4 separate regions of the Homo sapiens genome follow, and all the other regions are linked to region 3. Evidence: chromatin loops called from intact Hi-C (ENCODE). Cell type or tissue: heart right ventricle. All regions are shown on one strand.

The links. A loop is a pair of places that touch in the nucleus more often than their neighbours do. Peaks named below come from ENCODE experiments on the same cell type or tissue, not always from the same donor. Only the 100,000 strongest peaks of a DNase experiment are listed, where the experiment ranks them.
Region 1: a loop joins it to region 3, with 15 times the contacts of the local background. A loop is called at or near these places in 96 of 110 quality-filtered maps.
Region 2: a loop joins it to region 3, with 2.8 times the contacts of the local background. A loop is called at or near these places in 18 of 110 quality-filtered maps.
Region 4: a loop joins it to region 3, with 2.5 times the contacts of the local background. A loop is called at or near these places in 18 of 110 quality-filtered maps.

What each region holds. Positions count from the first base shown.
Region 1 is chr14:73,505,011-73,513,010 of GRCh38, reverse strand. HEATR4 (HEAT repeat containing 4) reads left to right here. Exons shown (of 18, transcript NM_001220484.1): 7 at 862-1,005; 8 at 3,538-3,699; 9 at 4,717-4,877; 10 at 6,440-6,544. It also overlaps a transcript of ACOT1 not described here. Among named protein-coding and RNA genes, the nearest start is that of RIOX1, 18 kb to the right of the region's middle. In heart right ventricle, a CTCF peak has its summit at 4,196 (motif pointing left); no DNase peak of the experiment used is centred here.
Region 2 is chr14:73,280,506-73,288,505 of GRCh38, reverse strand. NUMB (NUMB endocytic adaptor protein) reads left to right here. Exons shown (of 13, transcript NM_001005743.2): 9 at 1,192-1,396; 10 at 4,132-4,425; 11 at 6,001-6,147. Among named protein-coding and RNA genes, the nearest start is that of PAPLN-AS1, 39 kb to the right of the region's middle. In heart right ventricle, a CTCF peak has its summit at 4,318 (motif pointing right); no DNase peak of the experiment used is centred here.
Region 3 is chr14:73,629,753-73,637,752 of GRCh38, reverse strand. It overlaps a transcript of HEATR4 not described here and the pseudogene NDUFB8P1. Among named protein-coding and RNA genes, the nearest start is that of DNAL1, 11 kb to the left of the region's middle. RefSeq lists an enhancer at 4,376-4,425. In heart right ventricle, CTCF peaks have their summits at 3,325 and 4,127 (motif pointing right); DNase peaks (open chromatin) are centred at 3,602 and 4,102; H3K4me3 peaks cover 1,473 bases; H3K27ac peaks cover 1,462 bases.
Region 4 is chr14:73,292,240-73,300,239 of GRCh38, reverse strand. It overlaps NUMB (NUMB endocytic adaptor protein), which reads left to right. Exons shown (of 13, transcript NM_001005743.2): 7 at 2,955-3,029; 8 at 7,366-7,506. Among named protein-coding and RNA genes, the nearest start is that of PAPLN-AS1, 50 kb to the right of the region's middle. In heart right ventricle, a CTCF peak has its summit at 4,851 (motif pointing left); no DNase peak of the experiment used is centred here; H3K27ac peaks cover 283 bases.

The DNA of each region.
Region 1 (8,000 bases), 120 kb after region 3:
TTCAAAGATAGGAGAGTAGAAGTCTGAGTGCCTGGGACAAAGTAATGGCCTGGCAAGGACTGTTGAAAGCTATGGTATTTGAGAACTCAATAGCTGCTGGCTTTCAGAACATGATAGACAAGCTTAGTTAGTGCAGGAAAAAGAGAGGCAATCCATTAGGTAAACTGGATCAGATAAACAATAACAAAAAAGACTGAAGGAAACACCTACAGATAATAGGAGCTTTGAAATAAAAGTCTGATACCTGCCAAAAGAGTATTTAGCAACTAAAATGAGGAAGATGTTGAAAGCCAAATGGAAGTGCCCTCAAAGACAAAGAACCTAATGAAAACCACAATAGTTAACATTTATTGAACCTTCATTATCTTGCCAGGCATTTTGCTAAACACTTTGTCTAGTTAACTCATTTAACAGTAAGAATAACTCAATATGTGGGTTCTAGTATTATGCCTGTATTACAAATAAGAAATCTCAGGCTCAGGGTTAAGTAACTTATCCACAGTCACACAGCTAATAACTGTGATCCCAAACCAGGTATGTCTGAAAACAAAGTACTCTTAACTACTTTGTTTTATTGTCACTTTTATTTCCCAGATGGTTACAACGAAAAGTGATTTAAAGAAAGAGAGATAGATACGATGGGGTTGGGAGAAGTTTTGTCTGGGAACTTACTTGTGAGGGTACATGGATCATCAGAGAAATAACTCCCTAAAGACCCCATCTCTGGGCCCTTTATTCTTCTGAGCTAATGTTTTGCTTGAATTATTCTGGGTGAAGGGCAGACTTCTTGTCACCTGCCTGCAGCACAATATCTAACCCTAACCAGGTGGTTCTCTTTTCATTTCCCTCACTGCGGCTCAGTCATAGAGTGGCACCATGAGACAGTAGAGAACCTGCTTCAGAGCTTGGGAGACCTGCATGATGACGTTCGGATCAAAGCTATCACCACATGTGCCACAGCTGCTTTGGAACGGCCCCGGATTGCCACCAGCCAGAGAGACTCAGGTGAGAGCCAAAGCTGAACTGCTTGAGAACATAAGCAACTCATAAAGCCATGGAACATCTGAACTGGTAGGGACCCAGGGCTTATCTGAGATCATTTTACAAATGTGGAAACCAAGACTTAGAGACTGGCCTATATATACATGCTTATCAGCAATAGAGACGAGATTAAAATTCCAGACTTCTAGTCCAGTAATTTTTGAACTACATTTCATCACCTTTTGTTTGCTCAGTGGCCTGCAGAGAAGTTAACATTTCCCACCTTGAAGATCCCATTCTTTTTTGTTTTTGTTTTTGGTAGAGACTGTGTCTTGCTATGTTGACCAGGCTAGTCTTGAACTCCTGGCCTCAAGTAATCCTCCCACCTTAACCTCCCAAACTGCTGGGATTACAGGCGTGAGCCACTGTGCCCAGCCAAGAGCCCATTCTTTTTTATTTTATTTTATTTATTTATTTATTTATTTATTTATTTATTTATTTATTTATTTTTGAGACAGAGTCTTGCTCTGTCACCCAGGCTGGAGTGCAGTGGCGCGATCTCTGCTCACTGCAACCTCCACCTCCCAGGTTCAAGCAATTCTCCTGCCCTAGTCTCCCGAGTAGCTGGGACTACATACAGGCGTGTGCCACCATGCCCAGCTCATTTTTTTGTATTTTTAGTAGAGATGGGGTTTCACCATGTTGGCCAGGCTGGTCTTGAACTCCTGACCTCAAGTGATCCACCCACCTCAGCCTCCCAAAGTGCTGGGATTACAGGCATGAGCCACCGCACCTGACAAAATCTTAAAATATGATTCACGGGCTTAGCTGTGCCACTCCTTGGGCAGTCAGCTAACCTCTCTGAGCTTCAAATTACCTATCTATAAAATGAGACTAGTGGTAGACAAAGGGATAACAAACCTTTCCCCTTCCTACTTGAGAATTTGAACTTCAGTTAAATGCCCACCTGTTCCCCTAAACACCTGATAAGAACTATCTTTATAGGCAACATTGGTTATGATATAAATCCTGTTTGATAAATTACATTGGGACTGAGAAGAGCTATAAGTGAAATATAAATACTTGATAGGGACACCATAGTTTGGGCCTCCCTGGATACTGTAACTTATAACAGGCAGGCCCTTTGTGGACCCTAGAATTGTGTCTATGGAGTTTTTATAAGAGATATTAGTTCCTGTAAAGCATAAATTCACCCAGTGAATAAACAACATGCTCCTGTGCTGTCCCCAAGACTCTGTGGAATGCTCAAGACAGCCTCAAGAACTGCAGCCAAAGCCAGGTGTGGTGGCTCACACTTGTAATTCCAGCACTTTGGAAGGCCAAGGCAGGTGGATCACCTGAAGTCAAGGGTTCAAGACCAGCCTGGCCAACATGGTGAAACCTCATCTCTACCAAAAATACAAAAATTAGCCAGGCGTGGTGACAGGTGCCTGTAGTCCCAGATACTCGGAAGGCTGAGGCAGAAGAATCGCCTGAACCCAGGAAGCAGAAGTTGCAGTGAGCCAAGATTGTGCCATTGTACTCCAGCCTGGGCAACAGAGCAAAAACTCTATCTCAAAAAAAAAACAAAAACAAAAACAAAAAAACTCCAGCCAACAGGGATGCCTGATGCTGCTGCCCTGTTGACAAACTATGCTCCTGTCCCATATTCTTCTGGTGCCATGCATGGCCCATGACAGTCTTATGAACCTTACTGTTTAGTTGAACCAAAAAAGACTCCCTAGTGAGCTCTACAATGATACCTACCTTGCCTAATTCAACCAAGGTTGAAAGATAACAAGATAATGTAAAAACACTATATTATAAAGCACTACCTAAATATAATTGTTCTTACAAATATAAAGGCTCAGCTGGGGGCGGTGGCACACGTCTGTAATCCCAGCACTTTGGGAGGCTGAGGCAGGTGGATCACAAGGTCAGGAGATCGAGACCATCCTGGCTAACACGGTGAAATCCCATCTCTACTAAGAATACTAAAAATTAGCTGGGTGCCTGTAGTCCCAGCTACTCGGGAGGCTGAGGCAGGAGAATGGTGTGAACCCAGGAGGCGGAGCTTGCAGTGAGCTGAGATCACACCACTGCACTCCAGCCCAGGTGACAGAACAAGACTCCGTCTCAAAAAATATATAAAATAAATAAATATATATATATATATATATATATATATATATATATATATATATATATATATATATATGGGCTCATGGGGCAAATTGGTTGCTTTTAATCACTAAAACTAATGGTGTAGTTCACTGTAGCCTAGCTGGAAACATTCTTCTTCGGCTTAAATATAGCTGTTTAGAGGCCAGATGATAAAGGATTGGGAATTGGCATACCAGCACACAGGTGAGCTTTAACACCTTGAGCAGAAAATCCTGCCCATCTGAAGGGCTCAGCTAAACTGTAATTATATTACATAGCACTAAGCAACTGCAGCTGGGACTGAGGTTGGCCACCACATGGCTGTAGGAAGGAAGCTGTGTGTGAGAAAAGCAAAGGGGCTAGTACTCTCTTACCTGGCTCTTTTGATCACAGACAAGACCATCCAGGACTTGCCGGAGGTTCTACTGCCTGCCCTAGAGGCTGCTCTTTGTGACAAGAATGCCCATGTGCGGATGGCAGCAGCAATATGCCAATATGCCATACAGTCACATAATCCCCTTGCCCGGAACATCATGCAGACTGCCCTTCTGAAGGGTGAGTAACTCCCTGTTACTTCTGACCTGGAAATATGGGATAGACATCTCACTATCAGCTTTCCCAGTCCTTTCCTCTCCACTGTGATGCTCTGCAATGTCTGCTGTATTGGGTTTAGATTTATGTTAGACCATTTGAAAATTAGGACCAGACACTGTCGCTCACACCTGTAATCCCAGCACTTTGGGAGGCCAAGGCGACAGGATCACCTGAGCATAGGAGTTCTAAACCAGCCTGGGCAACATAACAAGACCCCATCTCTATAAAAAATTTTAAAATTAGCCAGGTGCGGTGGTGTGCTCCTGTAGACCCAGCTACCTAGGAGGCTGAGGCAGACCTATATATACATGCTTATCAGAGTCAGCTTGAGCCCAGGGGGTTGAAGCTGCAATAAGCCACAATGGTGCCACTGTACTCCAACCTGGGTGACAGAGCAAGACCCTGTCTCTAAAAAAAAGGAAAAAAAGAAAATTTGCTCTTTCTAGGTACTTTAACAAAACAGGTACACTGCCACCAAGTGGTAGCTGGACTAAATTTTTTTTTTTTTTTTTTTTTTTTTTGAGACAGAGTTTCACTCTCGTTGCCCAGGCTGGAGTGCAATGGTGGGATCTCAGCTCACACTGCAACCTCCGCCTCCTGGGTTCAAGCAATTCTCCTGCCTCGGCTTCCCAAGTAGCTGGGATTACAGGCGCATGCCACCACGCCTGGCTGATTTTTGTATTTTTAGTAGAGATGGGGTTTTACCATGTTGGCCAGGCTGGTCTTGAACTCCTGACCTTAGGTGATCCGCCCACCTTGGCCTCCCAAAATGTGAGGACTACAGGTGTTAGCCACCGTGCCCAGCCAATATGATTCTTCTCAATATGGTTTAAATAAGAAATTGTATTTCTAGACTGAGTGGGGCACAAGGAAGTGAGATATCAGGTGGGGTAGCAGCCTTGGGTATCAATCCAAAGGCTGTTCTCTAGGGGGAAAACACATCACCATTCTGAACTCTTTTTCACCCAACTGTGGCAGGTAACAGTGTGGATAGCTGGGCTGCAGCTCAGTGCTTGGCTCTGGAAGGTACTGCTACTTACCCTGTGATTAAGAGGATCCTCCACCAGCTGTTTACAAAGAAGAATGAGGACACTGAGGAACAGTCTTATATCCTCCTGAGCTATCTGAGTGAGAAGACAGTATGTGTCCATTACCGGGTCAGACACAGTTTTGGGGAGCAATTAGGTCTTTGAGGTCAGTGAATGTAAGCAATCTGAAATGCAGCTGGGGCCGGGGCAGTGGCTTATGCCTGTAATCCCAACACTTCGGGAGGCCGAGGCAGGTGGATCACTTGAGGTCAGGAGTTCGAGACCAGACTGGCCAACATGGGTGAAACCTCATCTCTACTAAAAATAAAAAAATTAGACAGGTGCAGTGGTACCACACTGAGTAGTCCCAGCTACTCGGGAGGCTGAGGCATGAAAATCACTTCAGCCTGGGAGGTGAAGGTTGCAGTGAGCTGAGATCACGCCACTACACTCCAGCCTAGGTGACAGAGCAAGACTCTGTCTCAAACAAATAAAATAAAATGCAGCTGGGCTGGGCATGGTCGCTCACGCCTGTAATCCCAGCACTTTGGGAGGCTGAGGTGGGAGTATCCCTTGAGTCCAGGATTTCAAGACCAGCCTGGGCAATATAGTGAGACCCTGTCTCTACAAAAAAAGAAATAAAATTAGTCAGGCATGGTGGTATGTGCCTGTAATCCTAGCTACTCAAGAGGCTGAGGTGGGAGGATCACTTGAGCCTGGCAGGTTGGGGCTGCAGCGAGCTGAGATCACACCACTGTACTCCAGCCTGAGCGACAGAGCAAGACCCTGCCTCAAAAAATTAATTACACAATTAATTAATTAGATAAAATGCAGCCGGTTGGGTTGACAATCTCAAGCATAAGTAAACGTAGAATAAGCATGAGTAAACCTGGGTGTAGAGGTGTATACAAAGGGAAGTCACAATAGTTAGCTGAGAGAAAAGTGAGAATTAGGTTGCAAATGGTCTCTATTTGCATATGCAAGAAGAGTTCTGACATGTAGAATTTGCTTCTGCTAGAAGTTTACCATTGAAAACTGCAGAGGCCTATATTTGTGTTTAGTTACTTTCAATAGAAATGTGAAAGTCATAAGCTTGAGGCATATAAAAATCATTTTAGGGGTAAAAACAGTTAAAGACAGAAGGCCGGGCACGGTGGCTCACGCCTGTAATCCCAGCACTTTGGGAGGCCGAGGCAGGCAGATCACCTGAGGTCAGGAATTCAAGACCAGCCTGGCACCAACATGGTAAAACCCCGCCTCTACTAAAAATACAAAAATTAACCGGGCGTGGTGGCAGGCGCCTGTAATCCCAGCTACTTGGGAGGCTGAGGCAACAGAATCACTTGAACCCGAGAGGCGGAGGTTGCAGTGAGCCGAGATTGTGCCACTGCACTCCAGCCTGGGGGACAACCTTCTCAGAAAAAAAAAAAAAAAAAAAAACAGTTAAAGTCAGGAAAGGAAGGTCCCAGTTTTCTGTTTAAGTTATTAAATTTGTATTTTGTTCCCCAATTTATGATCCCAGAGTCAGTTGGCTGTGATGGAAACATGCCCCATCTCTTGTAAGCCCACTGGTGACATTAATTATGCAGGATGCCATTTCAGAATGTAACTTCAAGGTTCTAGTATCTCTAAAAGTGATTGTGAATATCCATACAAGTCTTCCATTTCCTCAGACCCTGATACACACCATGCTTGCTGTGGAGCTGAACAGCTGTCAATGGAAGAACCGGATTGTGGCCTGCCAGGCTTTCTCCCGGATCAGTGGAAATGTCTGCTTGGTAAACCTCTTTCTTTGCCTCCAGGACAGAAAGCCTAAGAGAGGCTGAGCTACAGAGGCCTTCTACTTTTTGCTGCTATGTATTATTCCATTCTTACCAAACAGATCTCTGTTCCCACATCACTACTTCTTACTTCTAGCCCAGAATTATCTTCAAATGCTAATATGTCTGTCTGGAAGCCAATGCTTCTCAGTGCACTGGTGGTCCATAAACTGTTGGTAACTGATCCACAATGAAATAGCACAAAAACTGACAGGAGTTTAGAAACGTTTATAGTAGGCCGGGTGCGGTGGCTCACATCTGTAATCCCAGCACTTGGGGAGGCCAAGGCAGGCGGATCACGAGGTCAGGAGTTGGAGACCAGCCTGACCAACATGGTGAAACTCCATCTCTACTAAAAATACAAAAATTAGCAGAGTGTGGTGGCACGCGCCTATAATCCCTGCTACTTGGGAGGCTGAGGCAGGAGAATCGCTTGAACCCAGGAGGCAGAGGTTGCAGTGAACCAAGATCTCACCACTGCTCTCTAGCCTGGGTGACAGAGGGAGACTCCATCTCAAAAAAAAAAAAAAAAAAGAAACGTTTATAGTAATTTGATATTGCCTCAATATCAACAGACTTTATCAGTCAATGACATATTTCCCCCCCGCCAAAATTGGTTCTTCATCAAAGATCATTCGAGAAGCACTGACTTAGACTACCCAAAAACCCATCTAAATGAGTGTCTGTGCTGCTTCTCAGAGTGTTCGGCACACACATATAAAACATAGTCCCGGCCGGGCACGGTGGCTCACACCTGTAATGCCAGCACTTTGGGAGGCCAAGGCAGGTGGATCAGAGCTCAGGAGTTTCAGACCAGCCTGGCCAACATAGTGAAATCCTATCTGTACTAAAATACAAAAATTAGCCAGGTGTGGTGGCTGGCACCTGTAATCCTAGCTACTTGGAAGGCTGAGGCACAAGAATTGCTTGAACCTGGGAGGGAGAGGTTGCAGTGAGCCGAGATCGCACCACTGCACTCCAGCCTGGGCGACAGTGCGAGACTCTGTCTCAAAAAACAAAACAAAAAAAAACAAAACAAAAAAACCATTGTCCCAACTTTCACAAAATTAACACTATGGTAGGAACAATAAGACTAATATACACAAATGATTCAAGAACAAGCAATAAATATAAGGTACCCTTTTAAAACTTTTCAGAGAGAGAGAGATTAGTGTGGGTTAAATTTATTGGTTAAAGTTCTGTGAAGGGGTCCGGTACGGTGGCTCATGCCTGTAAGCCCAGCACCTTGGGAGGCTGAGGCGGGTGGATCACTTGAGACCAGGAGGTTGAAACCAGCCTGGTCATCATGGCAAAACCCCATCTCTAATTAGCTGGGCATGGTGGCACACACCTGTCATCCCAGCTACTTGGAGGCTGAGGCAGGAGAATCGCTTAAACCTGGGAGGCGGCGGTT
Region 2 (8,000 bases), 350 kb after region 3:
CATCTCAGCTCACAGCAACCTCTACTTCCCGACTTCAAGCAATTCTCCTGTCTCAGCCTCTCAAGTAGCTGGGATTACAGGCACCCGCCACCACATCCGGCTAATTTTTGTATTTTTAGTAGAGACGGGGTTTCGCCACGTTGGGCAGGCTGGTCTCGAGCTCCTGACCTCATGATCCACCCATCTCAGCCTCCCAAAGTGCTGGGATTACAGGTGTGAGCCATCGCACCTGGCCTAATTTTTTTTATTATTTTGGTAGAGACAGAGTCTCACTGTGTTATCCAGGCTGGTCTCAAACTCCTGGGCTCAAGCAATTTGCCCATCTCAGCCTCCCAAAGTGCTGGGATTACAGATGTGAGCCACCATGCCCAGCCTCATTCCTTTTTAATCACTGGAATTATATTTGTTTATCAGAAGTTTTAAGTTTGCACCTTTTTTTCCTAGACATATTAACAGTGCATTAAGCTCCTGAAATTTGCCTTGCCTTTCCAGTAGTTTCTTAGAAGTGGCTGGTAAATATTCCCACTGCTTCCCCAAAGGGCAACTAGAAGCTTGCATGTCAAGGCTTGAAACCTTGCATAGAGTCTTCTAAGCTGTTGGCCAGGGCTGACATGACAGAGCCTAAGTGATAAAGAGTTCTCCATGGCTGCTTACAAAAGCACAGGTTGCTGGTTATCACTTTACCCCAAGGCTTGTAACAGTGAATTGAACCATCATAAGCACTACCTTAGAAAATTTATTCATTTAAATTAATATGGCATACTAATCTATTAAAACAATTTTAAGCTGGAATTTGCAACATCTTGCTTTCATAAAAACAGACATTTGGGCCGAGTGTGGTGGCTCATGCCTGTAATCCCAGCACTTTGGGAGGCTGAATTGGGTAGACCACTTGAGGCCAGGAGTTGGAGACCAGCCTGCCCAACATAGCAAAACCCCATCTCTACTAAAAATACAAAAATTAGCCAGGTGTGGTGGTGCGTGATTGTAGTCCCAGCTACTCAGGAGGCTGAGGCACGAGAAGTATTTGAGCCCGGAGGCAGAGGTTGCAGTGAGCAGAGACTGCGCCACTGCACTCCAGCCTGGGTAACAGTAAGACTCTGTCTCAAAAACAAAACAAAACAAAAGACTTATTTGTATGTAATTGTTAGTAGTGTAATTCTGAAAAGCTTTTAAAATCTGCTCTTACAGGGTGAAAGGTTGAGCCATGCAGTAGGCTGTGCTTTTGCAGCCTGTTTAGAGCGCAAGCAGAAGCGGGAGAAGGAATGTGGAGTGACTGCTACTTTTGATGCTAGTCGGACCACTTTTACAAGAGAAGGATCATTCCGTGTCACAACAGCCACTGAACAAGCAGAAAGAGAGGAGATCATGAAACAAATGCAAGATGCCAAGAAAGGTACAATCTGTTCTACAGTGTGTATTTATGGAATGCAGTTTTTCCCAACAAGGTATTATTTTGAAGCTACCAGGGGTAAATTTTCTCATAATCAAAGAGAACCCTTAGCAATATAAAACCTTATAACAAAGTTGAAAATCTTAAAAACCGCTTCCTTTAGAGTGGCTAGTTTAATGGCTTCAAAAATATTTACTCCATTATAGTAAGCTATCTGAGGAATCAGAGTGCAGTTGAAGAAGCTGCAGAGACATCTCTTACCCCCTTCCTCCCATCCTGAAATACCTTTTTAATTCTGATGTATCTGATCTCTTTGAGAAGCAAATGAATCAAGTACCTGCATCTTAAAGGAAGCAGCAGAGGTCCCAGGGCTTAAGGCTGCAAAGCATCCACGGACTATGATGCTAGCAGAGAGATTTAACAGTAATACTGTTTATATGATATTATTGCTGTTTTTTAGTGCTTTCTAGTCACAAAAGTCTATAGATTTTGAGAGGTAAGCCTATAACTCTTTTTTTCTATAGCCCTGTTAATTTAATTTAGTGTGTGATTTTATAGAGTGTGAGTTTTATTTAGGTACACATGGCATCACAGCAGAAATGCCTGTACAAACATTCAAGTTAGTTGGCAGTCTATAAATGTGAGTTGGGTATATTTTACAACTAAATGATAGGGCTTGAAAATACTTTTGAATTCTTGTATATAAGTAGGGTTAAAACCAACAAGACAAGCACAAACAATTCAAGTTAACTAATAGACATTAATATAATTTTGAGGCCAGGTATAGTGGCTTACAGCTGTAATCTCAATACTTTAGGAGGCTGAGGAGGAAACATCACTTGAGGCCAGGAGTTTGTGACCAGACTGTGCAACATAGACTCTATCCCTTAAAAAAAAAAAAAAAAAAAAAAAAAAAAAAAAATTGCCATATTTGGTGGTGCACATCCGTAATCCTAGCTGCTTGGGAGGCTGAGACCAGAGGATTGCTGGAGCCCAGGAGTACAAGGTTACAGTGAGCTGTGATCATACCACTGCACTCCTCCAGCCTGGGTAACAGCAAAACCCTGTCTCTTAAAAACAAACAAATATATATATATGATAATTTTTTTTACTATAACCTTTTAGTTCTAAACTAGTCATTTTTGTTGTTGTTGTTTTGGTTTGATTTCGGTGTTTTTTTTTTTTTTGAGACAGAGTGTAGTTCTGTTGCCCAGGCTGGAATGTAGTGGCGCAGTCTCCGCTGACTGCCGCCTTCACCTCCTGGGCTCAAGCGATTCTCCTGCCTCAGCCTCCTGAGTAGCTGGGATTACAGGTGAATGCAACCACACCCAGCTAATGTTTGTATTTTTAGTAGAGATGGACTTTCGCCATGTTGGCCAGGCTGGTCTTGAACTCCTGACCTCAGGTGATCTGCCTGCCTTGGCCTCCCAAAGTGCTGGGATTACAGGTGTGAGCCACCGCACCTGACCTTAAACCAGCCCTTTTGGTTAGCATCATTGACTAATACTGACCCAAACAGCTCTAATTCTTAAGCCCCCTCCAAAAAAAAAGCATACATATTTTTATTTGAAATGAAATTATTGATAGTGATTTTTTTTCATTTCTTGTAAATATTTGCACCAGGAAGCCAAAGGGGGGAAAAATCATGCTATCTGTACTAGAAAATTTAACCTGTATTACTGTTATCTAATATGCTTTAGTGGTCTTCAGACTATTCACTAATTAAGCATGTTCTTTAATACCACCAAATAATATTCATTGTTATGCACAACAACTGCAAAGAGATTGAGTCCCAAGATCTACAAAGGATTGTGAGAGTTGGTGGTTGAGATTTGTCACAATCAGAATGGGACTCAACTGGTACCCACAGTCTTACATTTACTCAAATTTAATCCAGTTCAAAATTTTACTACTGCATGCTTTTATTCAAATGAACCACAAATGCATGATTTAAAGACTGCTTTAGGTCGGGCGTGGTGGCTCATACCTGTAATCCCAGCACCTTGAGAGGCGGAGGCAGGTGGATCACCTGAGGTCAGGAGTTCATGACCAGCCTGGCCAACAATGGTAAAACCTCGTGTGTATTAAAAATACCAAATGAGTTGGGCGTGGTGGTGTGCACCTGTAATCCCAGCTACTTGGGAGTCTGAGGCAGGAGAATCACTTGAACCTGGGAGGTGGAGGTTGCAGTGAGCCAAGATGGTGCCATTGCACTCCAGCCTGGACAAAAAGAGCAAAACTGCATCTCAAACAATAAATAAATAAATAAATAAATAAATAAAGACTGTTATATATGACATTCTTTGACACCTAATCAAAGATATATGGTTAAGCTTATGCTTATTTAGACCTTTCTAATGCTACAGTTCCCAAAGTTCTCCTCCCCTAACACACAAGCATTGAAAATCATGAATCATTCTTTAAAAGACTACATATTAGGAATTCATAGGAACTGAGTTTTTAAGATCTTTTTCACAGTCTTAATTTATAAATCACTGAATGAGAATAAAAGATCTAACATTTCTGTCTTAGTAGATATGCTTTGTGACATATAGTACATTACTAAGCCTTTTATCTGTCTGAAAAATGGATCCGAACCCTGCTTCTAACTTATGTTTTAAGAGACACTGGGAAGGAAATGGGTAAAAGGACCTAGAGGGCTTTCGAATTTGTCAGCTCTCTAAACGCAAATTATTTGAAGACATTGCTAAGGTCTTCATTCTCTTTATTTTCTTGAGCTGAAACAGATAAGATAGTCGTTGGTTCATCAGTTGCCCCTGGCAACACTGCCCCATCCCCATCCTCTCCCACCTCTCCTACTTCTGATGCCACGACCTCTCTGGAGATGAACAATCCTCATGCCATCCCACGCCGGCATGCTCCAATTGAACAGCTTGCTCGCCAAGGCTCTTTCCGAGGTTTTCCTGCTCTTAGCCAGAAGATGTCACCCTTTAAACGCCAACTATCCCTACGCATCAATGAGTTGCCTTCCACTATGCAGAGGAAGACTGATTTCCCCATTAAAAATGCAGGTAATGTAGCATCTACCTGACTCACTGGGTACTCGAGCACTGAAGCATTCTCATCACTTCCCATGAAGACACTAATCCCATTAAACTAGGCATTCCTCTTTCCCTGAGGTTCGTTGATAGTTGTATCTTTTGTCATTTCCCATAGTGGGAAAACTAAGGTCCGTGGAGGGGGATGTGAATCCATAATTTCTCTTCAACAAACAGGCAGCAGAGCCATTGTGGAATTTCTAGCCTAAGCCATAAGATTTGTGGTTTGTCCTGATGTAAGTGCATTCACTGCCTTTCAGCCAACCTGCTCCCAAACATCAAGGGTCTCAAGTTTCTATTCTTATTCTGCCATTGGGACCCAGCAGGGAATTAATTAAAGAGGCCTTAGAAACACATAGCATTACCAGCAGAAGAAATGGATATGTGCTCATTGTCCTTCTGGCTGGTTGGCTCCATAAGGAGGAAACTCTAGACAGGTCTTTCGTGTACATCTAAGATCTGTTGTTCATCACAGACAGTGGACTTGTTCACAAGTATTCATTACCTTTCAGAACCGTCTCACAGGCCTTTGTGTGGCCTCTGTACAGCTATGCCAGCCTCTATAGGTCTATCCTCGTCATAAAATCTGTAGCTAAAGTATTAGATCTGGTCAGTGCTTTTGTTGGGCTCTATTTTACTTCCCTCTGAGACATGTCAAGCCATTGCTATAACAAAATATGAGGAAACTGTCTCAATAGGCCATTCCTACTGATGGTATAAAAGTACAGAGAGTTAAGTTCATCTGACAGATGAAACTAGGCCTAAAGAATAGTTGGACTAGATGATTACGGAGGGTCTTTTCAGTTCTCAGCTGAGGTACCTCATTTCAGTTCAGTCTCCTTCTAGGGCAGACAGGGAATAAAAACTATTATTCTCTTTACAGATGAGCAAACAGAGCTTTAGCACACATAATTAGCTTCCTCAGTGATACAGAAGTATCCTAGAGTCAGTATTAAGAATAAAGGCCCTAGCGTCCTACACCTCTGCTCACTTTTTCATGTTATCATAGATCATATGCTTAGTACTGGAGACTTTGGAGAAAAATGAGATTGATGACATTGTCATAGTTTGTTACAGAGAAAAGCACTAAGCATCCACTAGTGCCCAGACTTGAACCCATTTTCCTGACAGAATTACTAAAGGCTCCAGAACCTAATTCAGATCACAGTCTTGAGAACACGTTGGAAGGCATACAGGTTGCAAATGTCTTCTACAAAGATCTGGCTAGCTGAACATCTTGGCACAAAAAGGACAGATCCTCAACAGTGTTATAAGAAGAAGAAATGAAGAAATTTGGGGATTTGTAAGGGAGGAAGATGTGCCTTAGTACATTAATTGTTGACATTTTATACTTTCCCATCTGAAAAGCCAATGAAATTGTGGCCAGTAAATTTTTTGAAACTGGTTTTGTAGCCCTGCCATACAGTTAATTGAGCCTTTTCTTACATAAGCAGGAGATACAGTATAAAGTGCCAGCTTGCATCATACTGTCAAATTTCAGGATTATTCCATTTTTCTGTCTGGAGCCATTTTCTGTTTGCCTTGCAGTGCCAGAAGTAGAAGGGGAGGCAGAGAGCATCAGCTCCCTGTGCTCACAGATCACCAATGCCTTCAGCACACCTGAGGACCCCTTCTCATCTGCTCCGATGACCAAACCAGTGACAGTGGTGGCACCACAATCTCCTACCTTCCAAGGTTGGTGCCCTCTGACCTGCTCAGCTGTTCTCTTTACAACCAGTACTTTTAGTACACTGCTCACTAACTGTAAGTTGGCATCCTGAGCTTCCCAAGGCCTGGTCAGACCCATTAATTTCTCTATTTGATGTCTTAGATTCATTGATTTCTCCATTCGACGATGTCTTTGTGCCCTTCCTGTTTTCTAAGATGTCTGTGTTTGTCATTCTGCATGTGCCCATCTTTCACCCCATTCTATAAGGAATTTCTGTAGTCCCAACCTACTGCCTTATTTCCCACTTGACTGTTAAGGATCAGCATACCCATCCAGTTTCCCAAAAGCAGTAGTCATCAGAATTGGTTCAAAGGTTATGCTTTCTTTAGTGTAGTGGTTCTCAACTGGGGCAAAGTTTGTCTTTCACTGTCTGGAGACATTTTGGGGCTTTACAAGTTGGGGGTTGGGGGTGTTACTGGCTTGTGGTTAGATGCCAAGAATGCCACTAAACATCCTTCAGTGTAGACGACAGCACCCACAACAAAGGATTATCCAGCCCAAAATGTCAGTGGTGCCAATGTTGAGAAGCCCTGGACTCACCTAGTCTCTGCCCTGTCAAAGAGGCTAATAAAGAAAAAGGCACTCCTTTGAGCTCTTTAGTTCATCTTCTATAACAAGTGTCTTAAAATTTGCCTTTGTGGCATTGAAGAGTTAAAAGTTGTTTTCAGAGATACTGACTAAATAGTGGATATTGACTCAGAGGTCAGCAAAGAATTTATGTAACTTAAGTTACAGACTTGTAGAATTTGAGCTGCTATAATTGCTGTTTCTCCATTTCTTTTGAAAGAGAGCTCAGCGGAAGTTTTACTCCAGAGATAGTGCCCTGCTTCTACTGGAAGAACTACACACTTTTTCTCCAAGGGTCTTTTTCTTTTTCTTTTTAATAAACCTTCATAGTCATGTGTACCAAATGACTTTTCATGTCATCTAACAAACATTTATAATACCGGTAATAATAGGCACCATTTATTGAGCACTTACACATTGCTTGCCACATTGTGGTAGGTATTCATGCATTATTTCATTTAATCCCCACAACAAGCCTGTGAGGTAGGTGTTACAGATGAAAAAAAAAAAAGAGGCTCAGAGAGGATAAGTAAATTGCCCAAATCTTACAGACAGGATTTAAACTCAGGTCCTCCTGAATATAGTACCCGTTACATTCTGCTGATTCTGCCAGCCTACAAGGCACTAAGTGTGCAAAATTGAATATTTCAGTTTCCTTTCCCTGCCTTTAGAGGGCTCCCAGTTTCTAGGTGAAAAAAAAAATTTTTTTGCCACCAAAAAAGCAAAGGCAGTCTTTTAGACAAACTCTAGGTAAACAGTACCAACACCGGCTGGGTGCGGTGGCTCACATCTGTAATCCCAACAGGGAGGCTGAGGCAGGCGGATCACCAGAGGTCAGGAGTTCGAGACCAGCCTAGCCAACATGGTGAAACCTCGTCTCTACTAAAAATACAAAAGTTAGCCGGGCATGGTGGCAGGCACCTATAATCTCAGCTACTCGGGAGGCTGAGGCAGGAGAATTGCTTGAACCTGGGAGCCGGAGGTTGCAGTGAGCCGAGATCACACCATTGCACTCCAGCCTGGGTGACAAGAGCGAGACCCCATCTCAAAAAAAAAAAAAAAAAAAAAAAATAGTACCAACACCATAGGCATGGCTGTCCAGTCCTAAAAAGGATATAATTATATTGTAGGTCAGGGGAGGGTGCTTGTCTACACCAAACTGAATGTTATTGAGAGCTGGGCTAAGGAGAAGAAACTAATATAGGTATCTGGAGTAAAAGGAACAAGGGTTAGCAGATTTTAACAAGGGGAG
Region 3 (8,000 bases):
CAAGCCGGCTAATTTTGTATTTTTAGTAGAGATGGGGTTTCTCCATGTTAATCAGGCTGATCTTGAACTTCCAACTTCAGATGATCCGCCCACCTCAGCCTCCCAAAGTGCTGGGATTACAGGCGTGAGCCACTGTGCCTGGCCAGAAAGTCTTTTATGAGTTTTTTAGAGTTATCAGACAGCTCTAGTATTTATTTATTAATTCAACAGGTATTTGTTGCAGGTATTTTCCAACCCATTAGTAACACTTCCTTTATTCACTCTCTTCTGGAGTAATTCATTCATTTCTCTCATACCACTCACCTTTGGGTGACTTTGCACAAATTTAACTGCCTCTTCAAAGTAATCTAAGTTTAAGTCTTTCATGGCTGGAGGTAGATCTTCATAGCCAAAAAATGGCAAAGCAGAGTAGCAAAACCTCAACAAGCCAGGAGACTTGCTCAAGATTCACTTAATCCTCCATCACCAAATATATCAATGAGACCAGCAAAAGGACCATCATCTATAACCCAGGAAAGGGAATGAATCTTGGGTTAGATGACAGAACATTTACCTAGCCAACATTTTCTAAATGAAAATTAGATTGTATAATTTATCTTTTTTTAAAAAAACTACCTACTTGCTTTGAAAAGAAAACATCTGTTTTGTGGAAATGGATTTATTATTGTGGTTGAAATAGACATTTATTTGAGCTATTTTGATTCTATAAATGTAAAAATATTTTTATATTTTTTTCCCTGTGAGTTAATCACTGGTAAATGGAAAAAAAGAAAAAGAAAAATCGCACCAAATATATGGGAAGTGTTTTGGTTTGAAGTACAAGTCCTGATAAGTCTAAGCAAATAGTTCTGCAAGCTTTGAGTTATGTAAGAATAAAAATCTCCTTTTTTTTTTCTTTTTTTAGACAGGGTTTCACTCCCATAGCCCAGGCTGGAATGCAGTGGCATAGTCTGGACTCACTGCAACCTCCACACCTCCCGGGCTCAAGCAATTCTTGTGCCCCACTGCACCCTGCTAATTTTTGTAGAGACAAGGTTTCTGCCATGTTGGCCAGGCTGGTCTTGAACTCCTGACCTCAGGCGATCCACCCACCTCAGCCTCCGAAAGTGCTGGGATTACAGGGGTAAGCCACCGTGCTGGCCGGATGTCTGCTTTTGTTTGTTCGTTTGTTTGTTTGAGAGACGGAGTCTTGATCTGTTGCCCAGGCTAAGGTACAGTGGTGCGATCTCAGCTCACTACAACCTCCACCTGCCAGGTTCAAGCGATTCTCCTGCCTCAGCTTCCCAAGTAGCTGGGACTACAGGTGTGTGCCACCATGCCCAGCTAATTTTTGTATTTTTTAGTAGAGACGGGGTTTCACTACACGTTGGCCAGGCTGGTCTCAAACTGCTGACCTCAGGTGATCTGCCCGCCTCGGCCTCTCAAAGTGCTGAGATTACAGGCGTGAGCCACTGCATCCGGCTGGATGTCTGGTTTTTAGCATGAGATTTTTAAAGCCAGGTACAGTGGCTCATGCCTGTAATCCCAGCACTTTGGGAGGCCGAGGTGAGCAGATCATTTGAGGTCGGGAGTTCGAGACCAGCCTGGTCATCATGGTGAAACCCCAAAAACCCATCTCTACTAAAAATACAAAAAACTAGCTGGTTGTGGTGGTGCATGCCTGTGATCCCAGCTAGTCGGGAGGCTGAGGTGGGAGAACCGCTTCAACTTGGGTGACGGAGGTTGCAGTGAGCTGAGATCTCACCACTGCACTCTAGCCTGGGCAACAGAGTGAGACTACGTCTCAAAAAACAAACAAAGAATCAAAAAACAAAAACAAACCCAGACATCCAAATTTAAAGGGCCCTTTGATTTCTCAATAAATTTAAGATATAGTCAGAGTCACCAGAATCCATAATTTGACAGGGATTAAACTGTTTTAAAGGTCTAATGAAGGTGTACTATAAAATGAACTACATGTGTGAAGAGATAGTAAAATGTCAAACTAATATCCTCCCAACGTTGGTCTATTATTTCTCTTTCAACAGTCCTGTTGGGGATGTTTTATTCCTTCACTATTCCAAGAGAAGAATTTATCGGCCAATTGTTTCCTGGTATTTTTCAGATATATTCCTTTGTTATTCCAATTAAAGTAAAAGTGGCTGGGCAGAGTGGTGAGATCCTGTAGTTCCAGCTACTTGGGAGGCTGAGGTGGGAGAATCGCTTCAGCCCTGGAAGGGAGGTTGCAGTGAGCCGTGACAGTGCCACTGCACTCCAGCCAGGGTGACAGAGTGAGACCCTGTCTCAAATAATAATAATAATAATAATAATAATAATAATAATAATAATAATAATAAAGCCAGGCTCAGTTGTGTGTGTCTGTAATCCCAGTACTTTGAGAAGTTGAGGTGGGAGGACTGCTTAAGGCCAGGAGTTCAAGACCAGTCTGGGCAGCATAGCAAGACCCTATCTCTAAAAAAACAAAAAGGTTAAAATGAGGCCATGTACGCCTGTAATCCCAGCACTTTGAGAAGATGAGGTGGAAGGATCACTTGAGCCCAGAAGGTCGAGGCTGCAATAAGCTATCATGATGCCATTGCACTCCAGCCTGGGTGACAGAGCAAGACCTAGTCTCTAAAAAAATAAGAATTTAAAAAAGAAAGATGGCTGGGTGTGGTGGTTCACACCTGTAATCCCAACACTTGGGGAGGCCAAGGTGGGAGGATCGCTGGAGCCCACGAGTTCAAGACCAGGCTGGGCAACGTAGGGAAACCCTGTCTCTACAAAAAATAAAAAAAAAATTTACCTGGGTGGCACATGGCTGCTGTCCCAGCTACTCTACTCTGAAGGCTGAGGTGGGAGGATCGCTTGGGCTCAGGAGGTTGAGACTGCTGTAAGCAAACAAAAGCATTTAATGCTAGAAACTTTGCAGCAATCTTATGCTTAATATAGCAAACACGCAGGGTCTATGCTCCTAAGGAATAGCGTATGCAGCACTAGGACTCTGGCGGGTGAGCAGCTGGCAGAAGAAAGGTGCATAAGCAGATGAAATTTGGATCCTAGCCACCATCTAGGGGAATGAATGTTCCACTTGAAGTCTAGGAGACAAAATAAAGGGATTAAGGAGCTCGCTTTGTTTTCAGATGACAAACCAGCTAGCAAAGCAAGCCAGTCGATTCCCTCACTCTGCTGTCAGGCACTCTGCGGAAAAGGGCCCCCGCACCTGATGGCAGCAGGAAGACCCCCCGCAGGCGGCCGGCTCGCAGGCGCGCGGCGCAGCTCGGGGATGGAGAACCAGCGCTGCACCTGGGCCGAGGCCAGCGCCGGACTCAGCGGCGCCGCCTGCTGCAGCGGCGTTAGGTGGATGGTCACCTCCACTATGAGGGGGTTTTTCAAGGCGGCCCTCCGCATTCGACTGAGGCGTGGATCCTTCGAAGCGGCCGGCATGAGGCTCCACAGGAGCCCCATGGGCCCCACGCCCGTGAAGTCGCCTCCTAGAGCCAGGTCCCCGGCCAGGTCCAGCCCCCCGCCGCTGTCCACCTCGTAGTGGGCAAGGGAGTGGAAGAGGCGGCCTCGGTGGCTGACGCCCGACACCTGCAGGGTCACCGGCTCCCCCGAGCCCAAGCCTTCTGCTTTCATATCCAGGCACTTGTCGGCCAGCCCAGTCTTGGGCGTGACGGTCAGGGTCGCGGCCTTTTGGGAGAAAAAGGACGATGTGGATATCGGCCTCCAGGCCTGGAGGGGGACCCCAGAGGCTCGGAGCGCTGCCCGGACCGCCGGCCACATGGTCCGGGACTGTCGCGGCTTTGACCTCCGCCAAGGTCGAGGCGGCCTGGCACTGGCGGCCGAGGTTCCGCGCTGAAGAGGAGGGAGGAGGGGGGCCCGGCCTGGCAGGTCGTGGCCCTGTGGGGCAAAACCCTGCAGGGCCACGTGATGGGACCTGGGCTGGTCCCTGCGGCGCCACTTAGCAACGGGCTGCAAGAAGAGACGACTTCGGAGGGCCCAGGGTCCTTTGAGCTCCTAGAGGTCCCGTGTGGAACCATCTGGAAGAGGTAGGATCCCCTCGCGAGTTTACCCCGGACGTGTGGCGAATAAAGTTAAGCATTTTTAACGGTAAGTGCCGGCCTCTGGCCGCCTCTGAATTTCCTCACTGGCCACCAGGGGTCAATATTCCCTAAGCCTGATTGAAGGAGGCCAAGTGTGCTAGGGTCCTAACAAATTCCTTTCCTCCGTTTTAAGTAATCTTTGTCCTGGATTAAGAAAGACTATCAAAGTTAAAGTTTAAACGTTTCCGATGAGATACTGAATTGAACTATAAAATAGTAGGGATTGATAATAGAAACTGGTGGAGAGACACTTCCCCAACTTGAATGCCAGCAAAGACCTAAAACGAGCCCAGCGGGGACATAGGGGATGAGCTCAGGAGGGAGCATAAATTTTGCTTTTTCATTCAGAAAGTGGAACTACAGGACAGCCCGCAGTGGCTCACGCCTGTAATCCCAGCACTTTAGGAGGCCGAAGCGGATGGATCACGTGAGGTCAGGAGTTCGAGACCAGCCTGGCCAGAATGGTGAAACCAAATCTCTACTAAAAATTCAAAAATTAGCCAGGCGTGGTGGCAGGCACCTGTAATCCCAGCTACTCGGGAGGCTGAGGCGAGAGAATCGCATGAAACCGGGAGGCGGAGGCTGCAGTGAGCCGATATTGTGCCATTGCACTCCAGCTTGGGGGACAGAATGAGACCCCATCTCAAAAAAAAAAAAAAAGAGAGAGAGAGAGAGAGAAAGCTGAATTACAGATATATACCCTAAGGAAATAAGTTCTATTGTCCTGTGGACTGGAACAAGTGTTAACAATGTATATTTTTTGTATGCAGAAGAAAAGCTTACAAGTATATTACATTTCTTCTTCTTCTTTTTTTTTTTTTTTTGAGACAGGGTCTCACTCTGTCACCCAGGCTGGAGTGCAATGGCGTGATCTTGGCTCACTGCAACCTCCACTTCCCGGGTTCAAGTGATTCTCCTACCTCAGCCTCCCTAGTAGCTGGGATTATAGGCGCAAACCACTGCATCTGGCTAATTTTTGTATTTTTAGTAGAGATGGGGTTTCACCATGTTGGCCAGGCTGGTCTTGAACTCCTGACCTCAGGTGATCCCCCTGCCTTGGCCTCCCAAAGTGCTGGGATTACAGGCATGAGCCACTGCCCCCAGCCAAGTATATTACATTTCTGTTTTTTTAAGAGAGAGAAAAGGCCTTGAACCCACAAAATAAAACCATAGTTTTTCATTCATACATATGAATATTGTATTTTGTATATATATACAAAATGGTTCTGGAATGGTTCTGGAAGGAAACACTTCAAACTGGTAATAGTAACTACCCTTGGGAGAAGACTGAGATTGGGTAATGAGTTAAGAGGACCTTTTATTTTATCTGTATTACTTGAATCTTTCACAGTGAAGAAAGTATTGATATATGTAATTTAAAATTTGTTTTCCGGCTAGGCATGGTGGCTCATGCCTGTAATCCCAGCATTTTGGGAGACAGAGGCAGAAGGATCACTTTGAGGCCAGGAGTTCAAGACCACCCTGGGCAACATAACGAGACCCCCATCTCTACAAATTTCCTTTTCTTTTTTTTTTTTTAAACCACCACAGCACTGAGTTTTATTAGGGATTTCATTAAGGTTAAATTTATAGGAATGAGGGAGTCTTAGTTAGAGGGCGCAAAAGCCCACAAAGCCTCCTGGTATCCATAGTCAACCACTGGCTCAGGTTCTTTGGAGAGATCGCCACCTTGTTCCAGGTACAGATTATTGCAAGGACACTGTTTTGGTCCCACGGGCTGGTAGACAGGGTAAATCACCCCCACCCAGAACATGAACATCATGAAAGCCACAGAGCCGAAGAGCTGTATACACATGATATTCCAAGAAACAGGTGTGGGGGACATAGCTACATGGTTCCTGATATGCATGTCTAGGTGCCAGTGTATCCCCAGTTCAACCTCAGGCCAGGTGGTCTCAGTTATACCACAGATCCCTCTTCTGCTATAAGTGGTCAGGGAGCTTCAGGTAGTCCCCATACCCCATGCCGTCATTCGAATAAGGCTCGTAGTCTTCCACACACATATTTATACTTCTTGGTGGCAGCGACCCGTTCTTCTGGGGTCTTAGGTTAGGGCCCCGGGAGCATGCCCTTGGTAATGTGGGAGGCTGTCTGTGCACCCAGTGGCATCACATTCTGGGATGCCCTTTGCGGCCACTAGACTCCCAGGACCCCAGCCCTGGCCGCCACTACCTTCACCTACTACATTTTTTCAAATAGCTGGCCATGGTGGCTCATGCCTGTTGTCCTAGCTACTCAGGAGGCTGAAGTGGGAGGACCACTTGAGCCCAGGAGTTAGAGGTTGCAGTGAGCTATGGATTGCACCACTGCACCCCAGCCTGGGTGACAGAGCAAGACCTGGTCTCTAAAAATTAAAAAAAAAATTGTTTTCTACTATTCTATCTTAATTAAAACGCATGTGTAAAATGAGGTGAATTAACCCAGGTGAACATATTTTATTAAACTGCTTGTCAAGGAAGAGGGGTATGTATATAAATCCTAAATTTGGGGAGAAACAATCCCATTTTCAAATCTTATCCCATTTATCTATAAATAATTGTCATGTGTCATATTTCTGGATAGAATGTATTTGCCACTGAAAACACATGGCCATTGGACCAAGAGTTTCTGGTTTAGAGCCATCCAACAACCCTGTTTTCTTTGAAAAGTAAGTACCTGCAAGGTACTTTTCTCTGAAAAGCAAGGACTTGTTAAAGTCCTGTCTTTGGTCCTTTCGCCATAAATATTGTTGGGGCTCAGAGAACAATACCCCAAAATGAAGGCCTCAGAAGGGAAAGTTTTTCTTTGCCCTTCTCCTGCCACCCTGCTCTGAGTCCCATTCTTCCCTGAGGCTAGCCATAAAAACTAGAATCCCTTTTCTTCCAGGCAGATCATAGAAACCAGAACTCCTTTTCCCTAAAGCCAGTGATAAAACCTCAAAATATTACTGTAATTTTCCCTCTGCCTTTCTGTGTAAAAATTGGCTGTAAACAAATGATCTGATCTACCTTATTTGACTGTAAGTCGTGATTCCCATTCTAAAGAGGGACCGGCATGCCCCACACCCAGAAGGAAGGAATGAAGCTCAGAGAAGCCAAGAAGAATCTAGACAGACAGGCCTTGCTGGGTTTCCCCACTCAGCTTAGTAGCATTTTATTGGGGGAGCGAACCACTATGGTGGCATGGGGTAAAAGAATTTACCAAGACAGTTGTAGGTAAAGAAAGGCAGATTTATTAGAGAAAGTAGGAAAATACGTTGCGAGAACGTTGCAACAGGCAGGCCAGCAGAAGAGAAGTTGACTGCAAAGAAACAAAGGCTTGCTGGGGACTTTATAGAATAATGTTTATGCTGTCTGTTGAAGAGGGATTTGTGCAGTAGCGATAACACCAAGGTTGCAGTGAGCTAACTTGGAGGGGTCTGGTGATAGTTGGGCGGAGGAAGATTATCAGTTATTTGTGCAGGAGGGCTGTGTCCTGGACCATGAAGAAAGGCAGACTGGTAGCTTATCTGCGTCTTCTTTTTGCTTTCCCCTGCTCCCACCAGCCTGACTCCCTTTGTCTAATTAGGACACCACGTACCCTTTTTGTCCAATCATATTTCTTTTTTTTTTAAATTTTTTTGTTTTTTATTTTTTATTTTTTTTGAGATGGTGTCTTGCTCTGTCGCCCAAGCTGGAATGCGGTGGAGCCAATTTAAAATGATAAGAAATAAGTAATCTGGGGCCGGGTGTGGTGGTTCACGTCTGTAATCCCAGCACTTTGGGAGGCCGAGGAGGGCGGATCTCAAAGTCAGGAGATCCAAACCATCCTGGCTAACACGGTGAAACCCCGTCTCTACTAAAAAAATACAAAAAAATTAGCCGGGCTTGGTGGCGGGTGCCTGTAGTCCCAGCTACTTGGGAGGCTGAGGCAGGA
Region 4 (8,000 bases), 340 kb after region 3:
ACCCTGCATTTTGTTGGACTTTGTTCTCTAAATTACTCTTCTCTTTTTCTTGGGCCTTCCGTTTCCATTGTTCCACTGGCTTTTCCCATTCAGCACGTGAAGAGGATGTCATTGTTGAAAATGTATATCACTCTTTTAAGAATTCTGCTTTACTATTGGGAGAGGTTTTTAAAAGTTTATTAATAATATAATGATGATAATGGCTACTAATTGTTACCCTATTTAAATTCCAGGTACTGTATATAATATCTAATCCTTTTAACAAACTACAAATATTTTACGGATGAAGAGATGGAAGCTCAGTGGGCTACATAACTTTCTTAGCTTATGAATAGTAGCGCTGAATTCAGTCTCATATTTGTCTTAATCCAAAGCCCATTCTATTTCAAGTATAACATGCTAGTTTATCACAATTCTTACAGACTTCCCTTGATGCTCTGCCTGTGTCTTATTGCCCTGCAGCTCTCCTTTTTATAGAAAAGCTTTGTAAAAAAAAGTATTTAATACTTGTAGACTCTTCTTGCCTTTCATTTACTTCTCGACCCATTCTAGTCTAACTTCTACTTCTGTATCACGATCCTCCAAAGAAACAGAACCGCTAGGAGATATGTCATATTATATGACATATATATGTCATATCATATATATGACATGACATATGTCATGTCATATATATGACATATATGATACATATATGACATATATATACATATTATCTATTTTAAGAATTCACTCGTGATTGTAGGGGCTGGCAGGCTGGCAAGTCTGATACCTGTAAAGCAGGCCAACGGGCTGGAAACTCAGGCAGGGTTTCTTCTCCAGGAAACCTCAGTTTTTGCTCTTGAGGCCTTCAACTGATTGGATGAAGCATACCCATACTACCAAGGCTAATCTCCTTAACCTAAATTCAATTCATTGTAATAATATTTACAGAGTAGCTTCTAATTTGCCCATAGAATCAAGATCAAAGTCCTTATCAGGAATAGAAGGCCTTCTGTGATTAGGCCTTTCCTACTCTATCTCCCATTACGCCTTTCCCATTGCCAAGTCTACTTACCAAGCCATACTGAAATATTTATAGAGCCCCAGACTTGCCATGTTGTTTGCTTCCATGTCCTGTACTGCTGTTTCTTCTGCCTGGCATGTCCAGTACCTCTGTTACTTCCCTGTCTCCCTACCCCTACCTAAGCATCAAGAAAAATTATTCCAGCACCCAGTTCAGTCTTCTCCTTTGTATAACCTTCCCCAATTCCACAAAGAGATTTGATTATACCTTTTTTCTGACATCATTGTACCTTGTTCTCAGCTCTACTGTAGCATTTACCTACGGTATTCTTTATTTTTTGTCTGATTGTTGCCTTTCAGTAACCTTCCAGGTATTTCCACTGGCTGGCATATTATAGGCACTCATCAAATTTATGGTGGTGGTGGAGATGATGAGGCCGAGTGGATCACAGGTTATTTCAGTAAGGCCATGTCCTCATATCAAGTTTTCCTGGGCTTGGATCACTTATAGAGGAGAATGGTAGTTCTAAAAGTCTCCCTTGTCGCTTCTAGAGGCTGCTGCGCCAACCTTAGCACCAGATTCCTTTTGATCTATACTTTTTATGATAATCTGATACCTATTCTCAGCCTTCATATTGCTTTTGTTTTATTTTGCTGTATCCTTGAGGCAGTTAAAAAGAAAGGACACTGTTAAATTACTATTACATTCCATCACAGGAGGAATTATGCATCAGCTTGTTCTCATGTGATTCTCATGTGCCAAAAAGTATTTTCTGAGCCAATAAAAAGAAAATTATTTTTTCAGTAGTTTTTAAATCTTCCTGTGTCCCCAAAATGTCTCCATGAATTTAATGTCAAATTAAAAACCAAGCCAAGGCTGGGTACAGTGGTGCACACTTGTAGTCCTGGCTACACGTGGGGCTGGGACAAGGGGATCACTTGAGCCCAGGAGTTCAAGGCTGTAATGCTTTATGATCATACCTGTGAATAGCCACTGCACTCCAGCCTGGGCAACACAGTGAGACCTCGTCTCTAAAATTATTAGAGGCTGGGCACAGTGGCTCACACCTGTAATCCCAGCACTTTGGGAGGCTGAGGCAGGCGGATCACTTGAGGTCAGGAGTTCCAGACCAGCCTGGCCAACATGGTGAAACTCCGTCTCTACTAGAAATACAAAAATTAGCCGGGCATGGTGGCAGGTGCCTGTAATCCCAGCTAGTCGGGAGGCTGAGGCAGGAGAATCACTTAAACCCGGGATGGGGAGGTTGCAGTGAGCCAATATCGCATCACTGCTCTCCAGCCTGGGCGACAGAGTGAGACTCTGTCTCAAGAAAAAAAAAAAATTATTAGGAAAAATGTCTGTGTTAACTCTGAGAGAACAAATAATGGCTTTTTAAAGACTGTTAATAGAATAATGAAGACTTACTGTGTTTTTAACGTGAAAATTTTAGGTGACCAAGGGTCCTGCTATAACATACTGGGGGTCATAGGATAGTAGAATGGTCAACATCTCAATTTAGACATGTTACTTCCTGCTCTAAATACACTTGTGGACGCTACTTGTGGTGTAACTCCTTATGTATTTAATAATTATCTGACTCTGGTTTTCTTGGTTGATTTTTTTAAATGGGTGAAGAATCTAGTTATGAATTCTTTGCCCTTTATGGAATGTGATATCTTGGTTTTTATTCCATCTGTTACTTCCCTTTTACTTAATTTTATCTTATTGTTTTGCGTTGTGTTTCTAAAATAATGGCTTTGGCTTGTTTTTTCCTGAATGTTTCTGCAGTTTGGTTTGAGTATCTGGGTTTGGGCACCACTCCTGAACTTGGACTCCATCTGTACTTGTGACTTTTGGAAGGCAGAGTCAGTGTTTTCTGTGGAAGATGACATTTTTTTAATATTATATATGTGTATCTCCCCCTCCCCTTTTTGGTTTCTCTTAAAAGACTGGAAAGAAAGCAGTTAAAGCAGTTCTGTGGGTCTCAGCAGATGGACTCAGAGTTGTGGATGAAAAAACTAAGGTAAGATTCTTTATTTTTATTTTGATTTATTTTATTTTTTTTGGAGATGGAGTTTCACTCTTGTCACCCAGGCTGGAGTGCAATGGCACGATCTCGGCCCACCGCAACCTCCACCTCCCAGGTTCAAGCGATTCTCCTGCCTCAGCCTCCCTAGTAGCTGGGATTACAGGCATGTGCCACCATGCCCAGCTAATTTTGTATTTTTAGTAGAAATGGGGTTTCTCCATGTTGGTCAGGCTGGTCTCGAACTCCTGACCTCAGGTGATCCGCCCACCTCGGCCTCCCAAAGTGCTGGGATTACAGGTGTGAGCCACTGCGCCCGGCCTCGCCTGGCTAATTTTTGTATTATTAGTAGATACGGGGTTTCACCATGTTGGCCAGGCTGATCTCGAACTCCTGACCTCAGGTGATCCACCGGCAGCCTCCTAAAGTGCTGGGATTACAGGAGTGAGCCACCACGCCTGGCCTAAGGTAAGATTCTTATAAGCTTAAATGGGACTGCTCATATGTTTTTTAAAATCTCTAATGATCAAATATAATACCCTTAAGCTGTTGAAGGGTATTATATTGTTGAAGCTTTATCCTTCCACTTAGTCCAAAGTACAATCTCCTGAGAGACTATTTAACGTTCAGGAAACCACTTTAGTTACTCATTTACTTTATGAGAAATAGTATTCTCTCAACATATTGTTCTACATGACATAGCATGTCTAAGGTACTAAGCATTAGCATTTAGTGTTAAGATCTGAGTTCTTTTTTTTTTTTTTTTGAGATGGAGTTTCACTCTTGTTGCCCAGGCTGGAGTGCAGTGGCACGATCCCAGCTCACTGCAACCTCCACCTCCTGGGTTCAAACGATTCTCCTGCCTTAACCTCCCAAGTAGCTGATTACAAACACAGACCACCATGCCCCGCTAATTTTTGTATTTTTGGTACAGATGAGGTTTCACCATGTTGGTCAGGCTGGTCTTGAACTTCCGACCTCAAGTGATCCACCCGCCTTGGCCTCCCAAAGTGCTGGGATTACAGGCATGAGCCACCGCTCGTGGCCTATTTTTGTTCTTATATATTTTTTAATAAGTTTCCACTCTCACAAATTTGATACAATAGATGATAGACTATCCTTTTACCATGTTTTAAAATTAAAAAAAGATGGACTCCACATCTGAAATTTCTTCTTGCTCTGAAGAAAACACTATTTTAAGAAAATGATATTTGAACTAATTAACCTGGCTTTTGACTCAAAACTCAATTTAAGTGACATCTTAAGGACTAGTGAATGGCTCTTTGGTTAACATTTACTTAGAATCCAAATAATATCTCAAATCATAGGTACCATTTTGCATTTGAGAGACAGTGATCCTAAATGCCTAAATAAGAATAGACACACAGCTCTACCCCTAGAAAGCATAGGGTGTTATATAAGTACATTTAATTGTTAATTAAAATTTCCTAGAATACCTAAAGTCAGGAAGAAATTTAACAAGAAGATAATTAAAAAAAAAAAATTCAAATGCCACTGAAAGGGGAGAAAGTCTGGCAGGTAAAAAGCAGTTTTGATAGGCAACTTGCCTGGTAAATTTCAAGTGGTTTAATATAGCTGCATTTTAGTTATTTGACCTTATTACATTGCATACTTTTTTTTAAGTTCAAGAGAAGCAATAGTCTTCACTTTTAGTACATTACTGTTGGAAACAGTGATCATTTTAATTATTTTTTGGAACTTGTGTAGTTTTCATTAGTGTTTGGATGAAATTTGTTATACTTGAAAGCTATGTATTTAATTGTTTTATACAATAGTTGGAAAGTGATATTGCCCCCTTGTGGCTACTTACACCACTGGCATTCATTAGTTTAGTTTTTTCCACACTGAATAGTAGTAATTAGTAGTCATTGGTGGCTTGTCACCATTGGGACCATCTTCCCACCTTGTATTTCACTATAAGCGGGAACTAATACCATGTTGGGATCAGTATTGGTGATAACACCATGCCATGATCTGCACAAATTTTTATGAAACAGAAGCTGAAATCTGAAGCCCTTAACCTTTGAGCAAGAAGCTCTGTCAGATTGCCTTGCTATCCCACCTCTCAACTCATGTCTATCTTGATTCTGATAGTGTTCCTACCTTTTTTTTTTTTTTTTTTTTTTTGAGACAGTGCCTTATACTGTCACCCAGGCTGGAGTACAGTGGCACAGACATAGTTCACTGCAGCCTCAGCCTCCTAGGCTGAGATAATTTTTTTTTTTTTTTTTTTTTTAGAGATGGGTTCTCACTATGTTGCCCAAGCTGGTTTCGAACCCCTGGGCTCAAGCAGTCCTTCCACCTCGGCGTCCCAAAGTGCAGAAGACAGAATTTGAGGCAACAGTAGCCACTAGAAGGTAAAAAGAGAGGCTGGGCGTGGTGGCTCACACCTGTAATCCCAGCACTTTGGGAGGCCAAGGCGGGTGGATCACTTGAGTCCAGTAGTTTGAGACCATCCTGGCCAACATGCTGAAACCCTGTCTCTCCTAAAAATACAAAAAATTCGCTGGGCATGGTGGTGCGTGCCTATGGTTCCAGCTACTTGGGAGGCTGAGGCATGAGAGTCACTTGAACCTAGGAGGCAGAGGTTGCAGTAAGCTGAGATTGCATCATTGCACTCCAGCAGCCTGGGCGACAGAGCAAGACTATCTCAAAAAAAGAAAGTAAAAAGAGAATCCTGGAAATGAGTAAGCCAAAAAGGAGTAGTCCCAAATTCTGTTCATAAATTCTGCCCAAATCTCTGACCCTTTTAGCCATGTAGATTCAAGGCAGACTCCAAATAGCCCAACTAAGGATATAAAAACTGATATTTGATTACCTACGTATGGTGACATGCACCTGTAGTCCTAGCTCCTCGGGAGGCTGAGGCGGGAGGATGCTTGAGCCCTGGAGTTGAGGTTACAGTGAGCAGTGATTGCGCCACTGCACTCCAGCCTGGATGACGGAGCAAGACAGTCTCAAAAAAAGAACAAAAACGCCCTGATGTCTGAGGTGCTGTTCAAAAGATAAGAGTTTTCCATTTGAGTATAATCAAATTAGCTACCTGATAAAACCAAAAATATGACACTTCCAAGGAATGTAACGGAATCCATTCTTTCCACATACAACATTCACAATGACTACAATGCAGTTACTCAGCATACAACAAAACAGACAAGTCTGACTTATTCTCATCAAAATAACAATCAATAAAGACCTAACTTCAAGATGACTCAGATGTTGGAATTAGCAGACAGATTTTAAATGCCCGCCTTCACTATTTGACCAAGAAATAAATGTCTCTTGTATTTGAGTCATTGTATTGTTTTGTGTTTATAGCATCACCACAACTAGTACAGAAAATGGTACACTGAAGTAGACTGCTACCTTAACAGAAATGAAAACAGTGTATAGAAGGCATTATAACTATACTCAGTGACAGAAAGGAAATATGTTCATGTTGAATGAAGAGATAGAAATCTTGGCAGAGAATAGAAACTATGAAAAAGAAACAAATGGCTGGGCACGGTGGCTCGTGCCTGTAATCCCAGCACTTTGGGAGGCCAAGGCAGGTGGATCATGAGGTCAGGAGATTGAGACCGTCCTGGCTAACACAGTGAAACCTGTCTCTACTAAAAATACAAAAAAATTAGCCGGGCGTGGTGGCACACGCCTGTAGTCCCAGCTGCTTGGGAGGCTGAGGCAGGAGAATTGCTTGAACCCGGGAGGCAGAGGTTGCAGTGAGCCAAGATCGCGCCACTGCACTCCAGCCTGGGTGACAGAGTGAGACTGTCCAAAAAAAAAAAAAAAAAAAGAAAAAGAAACGAGTGGAAATTCCACACCTGAAAAATACAGTATCTGAAGTAACTTCACTGGATCGGGTATATATAATGTAAAAAAGCAAGGTGCAGAACTGTGTGTATGTGTGTGTAGTGTTCATTGTGTAACGAAGTTAGCATAAACATGACTATTATATGTATTTGCTTATATTTGGGAATAAACCCAAAGGATTTTTTTTTTATCCAAAGGATTAAAGATACTGATTTACATATATTGTTGAATGTGGAATCTACCATGAAAGAGATGTAAAACTAGAATCAACAAGCATATGCTTTAGAACATGTAGTTGAGAGAGGTATCTGGGCAAAGTGCCTCTTGGGATGTCTGCTGAGTCCAATTCTCAGTATTTAAACTGCTGGACACAGATCTAGGTATTCCATAGCCTAGTTGTATCAGATGTATGGATTGTGCATCATGAAATGAACATCCTGTGTTCTGAGAAGCTCAGATAACCTCATAAGTCTTCTCTTTCTTTGTGTGTCGTATTTTCTAGGACCTCATAGTTGACCAGACGATAGAGAAAGTTTCTTTCTGTGCCCCAGACAGGAACTTTGATAGAGCCTTTTCTTACATATGCCGTGATGGCACCACTCGTCGCTGGATCTGTCACTGCTTCATGGCTGTCAAGGACACAGTGAGTCCAGCAAATATGTATTTCATGATGAGTATTCTCAGTTAGCTGGGCTCTTTCTGGGTTTGCTCAGCCAAGCGGTTTCTACTACATTTTTAACAAGTACTTGGAAGTGCCTAAACTAGCCTACTTTCAGCTCCTTTTATTCAAATAGTTCACACTCTTGATGTAACCCCAGGAGTTGCAACTCACTGAACAAAATGATTGGCTGAAACCAAAGATCATTAAAGGAAGGTAAAAATGGTCTGGTGATAGTGGTTGCTAAACTTTATTTGAAACTTTTAATTATTGGAAGTATTTTCAGGGTTCTTAAATGTATTTGTTGGCTAACATATATGAGTATGGTATTAAAAATGTATTTGCATAGAGACTACTACAAATGAAAGAAGTTGGCTGGGCCTGATGGCTCACCCCTATAATCCCAGCACTTTGGCCAGGGCAGGAAGATCACTTGAGACCACAAGTTGGAAACTAACCTGGGTTACATGGCAAGACCT